Linked DNA regions of Mus musculus: region 1 is linked to region 2. The links are chromatin loops, found by intact Hi-C in ENCODE. Cell type or tissue: heart. All regions are shown on one strand. Links, peaks and the distances in the headings refer to the core of each region. The heading gives the core; the rest is flanking DNA.

Region 1 (2,912 bases), core at 144-2,643, 260 kb after region 2:
GTTCTATAAGAAAGCAGGCTGTGTAAGTCATGAGGAGCAAGCCAGTAAGCAGCTGTCCTCCATGGCCTCTGTATCAGCTCCTGCCCAGTTCCTGTCTTAACTTCCTTCAATAATTAACAGAAACATGGAAGTGTAAGCCAAATAAACCTCTTTCTCCCCAGTTTGCTTTTTGATCAATGGTGTTTTCATGGCAGCAATAGAAACCCTTAAGATACTTTATCTGTGGAAGTAAATGGTGTTTCTTCCAATTTTCAGAAAAGGAAACTGAGGCACAGAGACATGCTGTGATCTATCTCCATGGCCAACAAAGAGAGCAAGCCCTCAGCGTGACCCCCCCCCCAGGGTCAAATTCATATTTCCTAGGTGTGGGAAAGAGGTTCCCTGTAGGTGTGGTAGGCAGCAGCCCCCAGTCTTCCAAGAGATAGCTCATCCCTACTGAGACCCTCTAGACCTACCCCCAGGGCATGCTGAACCATCAAAATCAAGAAAGCCAACTCCTCAGGCAAAGAGAAGGGCTCCCTCGGCTCTCTGGCAGGGGGACTAGAAAATGGTACAGTCACCATTCAGGAAGGAAAAAAAAAAAAAAAGACAGATGCCCAGGCACGTGCCCACGAGGAGACTGAAGTATATAGTCACACAAGCTTTTTGGACCCCTCCATGATCGGTTTATTTATTTTTGAGGCAGTCTTCTGTGACCCAGTATGATTATGAACCATGGCTGTCACCTTTACTGGATCTGCAGTCACCTAAAGAGACAAGTCTCTGTGTATATCTTCTTGGCTAGGGAAATTAAAACGAGAAGGGCCGCCCTAACTGGAGACAGCAGTAAAACCTTTTTGGGTTTCGCCAGCTTGCTTTCCTGTCTTCATGATGGGTGCATCTGCTTTGTTGCTGTTGCTGCTTCCACCATCCTTCATGAACATCAAAACCTAGCGTTTTCCACCTTCCAATCTGGACCAAAGACCAGCGACTCTCCTGGAATCCTCCCGATGTTTAGTGCTAGGTTGGGCATTCTGTGTTCCTCTGTTCTCCGCCTTCTGCTTTGCAGCAGTGTCTCTCACTAATCTAGAATCTTGCCATTTTAGCTCATCAGCAAGCTCTCAGGAGTCACTCATCTCAACCCCAGTTCCCAGCGTTGCAAGCATGTGCAGCTATGCCTGGCTACTCCTGTGGGCACTGAGGGCTCCCGCTCAGATCTGTTGCCTGTAGAGCATGCACTGTAACGCACTAAGCCGTTTCTCCCCTGGCCTATGTCACTTTATGCCAGACTTTGTGCTAGACGTCGGGACGTGAAATAAGCATCCAGCTTGTCTCCATCTGAGAGGGCAGAGACTTCGGATAAACACTAGGCAGGTCCTGCAGAACACTGGACACAGTCTCGGGGATATCCAAGAAAGGGGAACTACACCTAAACCCATTTCTCAGTTCCTGTCCCTCTCTCTCCTGTTCACGGCTCAACACCGCCCTCTAGAGGGAATTTGAAGACAGTGTGAGGGGGGTCCTCCTGATGAGGGGTTCCTGTTCCTGAGGTTGGTAGCCAGGGATGAGGAACAGGCTTGGGGTCTACAGACGAGGCCCCCAGCTCTGCTCCCACACTTGTATCTGTGGGACTAAGGACCTGTACAAGGCTGGACCCTACCTAATTGGACCCCACCAGCTTTTACGTCTAATTCTGAAATAGATATATCAAGACAATTTGTGGATTTTCCAGGGAGGCTGGGGCCAGCTAGGCTGAGATGTTTCTATGATGTGGGACCCATGACAAGGAATCAGTCTTCCATCTTCCGGGTCCTGTAAACCCAGGCACCAGAAACAGGAAACCACTGCAATAGTCAGGTGTGTGTTTGTTTGTTTTGGTTTTTCGAGACAGGGTTTCTCTGTATAACTCAGAAATCTGCCTGCTCTGCTTCCCAAGTGCTGGGATTAAAGGCGTGCGCCACCACCGCCCGGCTTGTTTATTTTTATAAGATGGACTCTCATGTCATCCACACTAGATTCAAACTCACTATATAGCTGAAGATGAGCTGGAATTTCTGATTTTCCTGACCTGAAACTCAAAACAATCCTCCTGCCCCAGCATCCTGAGTTCTGAGATTGCAAGCATGTACCACCATGCCTAGCATTCCTCAAATTCTCATGTGTGTGTAGGGGGGTGCGGGGGGCAGAGAGAGGGAGATTGGTGGTGGGTGCTTGTACCACGCATGCTCTGGAGGGTAGAGAACAACTCCCACCTTTACGTGGGCTCCAGGTCACCAGGCTTACATGGAAGCCTCCGCCCACTCTGAGCCTCTATTTGAGACGGGGTCTCATATAGCCCAGGCTGGCCTTGATCAGTTCAGTAGCTGATGATGACCTCAAAGTTGTGATTCTCTTGATCCAGCCTCCCATATATCAGGATCACAGGCATATGGCACCATGCCTGAGTCTCTCTGATTATTTTATTTTATTTTATTTTTTTAAAGATTTATTTATTATATGTAAGTACATTGTAGCTGTCTTCAGACACTCCAGAAGAGGGAGTCAGCTCTCGTTACGGATGGTTGTGAGCCACCATGTGGTTGCTGGGATTTGAACTCTGGACCTTCAGAAGAGCAGTCGGGTGCTCTTACCCACTGAGCCATCTCACCAGCCCTCTCTGATTATTTTAAAGGTACCGCATCTCTTGAAGAGTTTGGTGACCAGGGTGAGAAGGGTCCAGTCCAGCTGAGTGAAGGCAGGAACATGGAGCAGGGGACGGGTGGCAGGTGGGGAATCTGGTCTCCTGAGGCTCTTCATATGCAAGAGGAACAGTGTGGTCAGCGCCTGCATTGGGAGGGTGTCTGCACTGTGGACACGCCCGTGTGTAGGCAGACGCTGGCACACACCCAGTCTGGTTCCCCACAGATGATGATGGCGGTTTGCTTTTTATTACA
Region 2 (2,912 bases), core at 312-2,811:
TACATGCTGAGCCATTTCCCAGGCCTCTGTCTTTCTTTCCCTTGTAATTCAGGGAGCCAGAGGGCACCCATCTGGGCTGTGGGTCCCACTTTCCCAAGGCCTGTAGCCAGTCATGTAAACAGAACTGCCTCGGCCGGTGTCTGCTGACCTGGCTTTGGTTTGGACGTGGTTGATTAAGTTTGTTTGGTTAGGTTTGGTTTAAGGATGGGTTTGGGTTTTTGGAGGGTGTGGTTTGGATTTGGGTTTGAGAGGTATGGCTTGACTTGGTATTGTTTTCTGTTTGTAAAAGTTACACTGTACGGTATTATCTGGACTTCAGCTTGAGATCAACACTCAGCCTGATGGGTGTGTACTGCCATGCCCTGAAGTGTGTCACTTTCTCGCAGTAAACCTTGCACATTTTCAGAGTATGATGCACATGGCGGTAAAGTGTGTGCATGGAGTAGCTTAAGACACTGTTAAATACATGGGTCAACTCACACAACTTCTTTTTATAGTGAAACACATAAAATCTACCCTCTTGGCCACATTCAAGTGCAAGGCGTATGGATACACGGTCTATGGGTACTGACTGTAATCACAAGAATGGACAATAGATCCCTGAACTTATGCCTGCTAAATGAAGCTGAGTGCCACACAGCTGGCGTGTCCCCAGACCCATCCGCTGCTTCTACTTGTGGCTCTGTTCTGTCTCACCATGAGCTCTGCTTACTGAGAACCCAGTGAAGCCATGCATGTGCACTGTGTCCTTCTGTGCCTGGTCAGTCTGATTTCCCACATCAGAAGGGAGCAAAGACAGCGGGTGTCAGCCCACAGCTCTAAACCGGAAGCCAAGGCCATCCTTGGGAGACCAAGACAGAGAGGTGGCAGACGACACAGCTTTGCAGCGAGATGCTGGGGATGACTCCTAAGGCTGTGCCCTACCCCGTCCTTCTTCCTTCCTGGAACCAGAGATCTGGGGAGCTTAAGGCTGAAAACCACTGCCTTTCCCAGCTACTGTACTGTCACAATGGGGGGAAGCCCTTAGAGAAGCTGAGACCTGCCCCTAAAGAGGTTTACAGCACGGCGTTCACCATCAGTACAACTGTAGAGCCTAGGCCCCGGGCAGGTGTACACCTACCTCCAAAGAGAAAGAGGATCCCGGTGAGCAGCAGAAGGAGGTGAGCTCGGAGGAGGAAGCTCAAGAACCCGGTCATCCCCCCAAACACCATCACGATCAGACTGAGTGGCAATAAGATCACGAATGTCCCGTGCATAGCTAAGGAGAAGAGGGTAACAGGCACAGGGGGTTACTAATATCTAGCATCCAATCATTTACATATGTTTACCACGTACCCACAAAAGTAGGTCTACACAACTACTTCTAGTGGTAGTTAAGAACCGTGGAGACTCCTGAATGCATGGTCTGAACTGTGAGCATCTTTGCACTTACTCTCTGCAACCCCTAGAGGGCAGTGTTGTATTATTTACTTATTCTCTCAGTGCCGATTCAAGAGCCGGCTATTCTAATGAGTATGCAAAGGACCAAGTAAGTCTAAGAGATAAACACCACCAAGTCTGGGGGAAAATCTAGTTCCCTTCTAGCTGAGGACAGTGACAAGTGGTGAGCAGAGGCGGTGGAGAAAGAACAGCTTATAAAATCCCTACACCTGGGGCTGGAGAGATGGCTCAGTGGTTTAGAGTACGAGCTGCTCTTGCAGGGACCTGGGTTTCATTCCCAGGTGTGAGAAATTAACTAATTTTTTAAAACATACAAGGTCAGGTGTGGTGGCACACTCCTTTAATCCCACCACTCGGGAGGTAGAGGCATGCCGATCTCTGTGAGTTCAAGACCAGCCTGGTCTACAAAATGAGTTCCAGGACAGCCAGGGCTGTTAAACAGAAAAACTGTGTCTTGAAAAACAAAAACAAAACCCTATACTCATGTTCTGCCTCTGCCTGGTCCTGTCCCAAATTACAGACACATCATAAATTCAAGGCACATGACTCATTTTATCCTGGGAGGGGGGGCATGGATCTAATCTCATCCCACACCCCAAACCCTTGGTGATCTTAACAATAAAACATTAATGCAATACAGGGGTTAGTGAGATGGCTCCATTGGCAAAACCACTGGCCATGTTTGCCTGAAGACAGGAGGAGAAAGCTAAGGCTACAAAGCTGTCCTCAGGTCTCTCTGTGGGCTGTGCTACACCTGTTCACACACCACACACGATAATGAACAAGATTTTAAACCTGTCATACAGGCAGTCTCTGACTGTGATCTGGGGGTCTATCTGTAAAAATAGTAGAATGGGTGGAAATTGCCCTTTCAATTTTGACCTTTTCTGCGGGTGCTAGAGATTTGAACTTGGATTCTCACCCTTGAGCCACAAGCTCTTTACTCTCTAGACCATCTCCTCGGCCCTTCCCCCCAGGGCATATTAAATTCAGCAGATGACTAGATGCTGTCTGCTAGGAGCCCAGCTCCACAGTCCAGAGACAAAGATGAATAGCTCACGGACAGTACACCCTGTGGATGAGCTGATAGACTGCACACAGGGATTAGCATCAAGACCACGGTGCTACACAATCCTCAAAAGCCATTAAACAAATCAACAGCCTCAACCACCAGGCGCACTGGCACTCGTGTGTCCCTCAGTGTCTCAGGATCGGCCGAGCACCGGCTGCTCACATTCCCATCCCCAGGGCTCCAGTGTCTGTTCTAACATAACAAGCTGGGGGTAGCTTTGCAACCTCAGTTTTCTCATCTGTCAAATGGAGAGCCAACAAATAGCCCATCCTCTGAGCCTGTGAGTTGGGGACTCGGTACATGAAAGGAAAACACCAATCATGGTGGGGCTGGAGAGATAGGTCTGTCCATTAAGCACCTGTTGTACAAACATCGGGACCTGAGTTTGAAAGCTTAAAGA

Evidence for each region. Peaks named below come from ENCODE experiments on the same cell type or tissue, not always from the same donor. Only the 100,000 strongest peaks of a DNase experiment are listed, where the experiment ranks them.
Region 1: a loop joins it to region 2, with 6 times the contacts of the local background. A loop is called at or near these places in 40 of 42 quality-filtered maps.

What each region holds. Positions count from the first base shown.
Region 1 is chr16:8,672,924-8,675,835 of GRCm38, forward strand. No RefSeq gene overlaps it. Among named protein-coding and RNA genes, the nearest start is that of Carhsp1, 2.2 kb to the left of the region's middle. In heart, for the core only: a CTCF peak has its summit at 1,484 (motif pointing left); a DNase peak (open chromatin) is centred at 1,488; H3K4me3 peaks cover 276 bases.
Region 2 is chr16:8,410,981-8,413,892 of GRCm38, forward strand. It overlaps Tmem114 (transmembrane protein 114), which reads right to left. Exons shown (of 4, transcript NM_029070.2): 3 at 1,121-1,258. Among named protein-coding and RNA genes, the nearest start is that of Gm24579, 9.6 kb to the left of the region's middle. In heart, for the core only: a CTCF peak has its summit at 1,436 (motif pointing right); no DNase peak of the experiment used is centred there; H3K27me3 peaks cover 800 bases.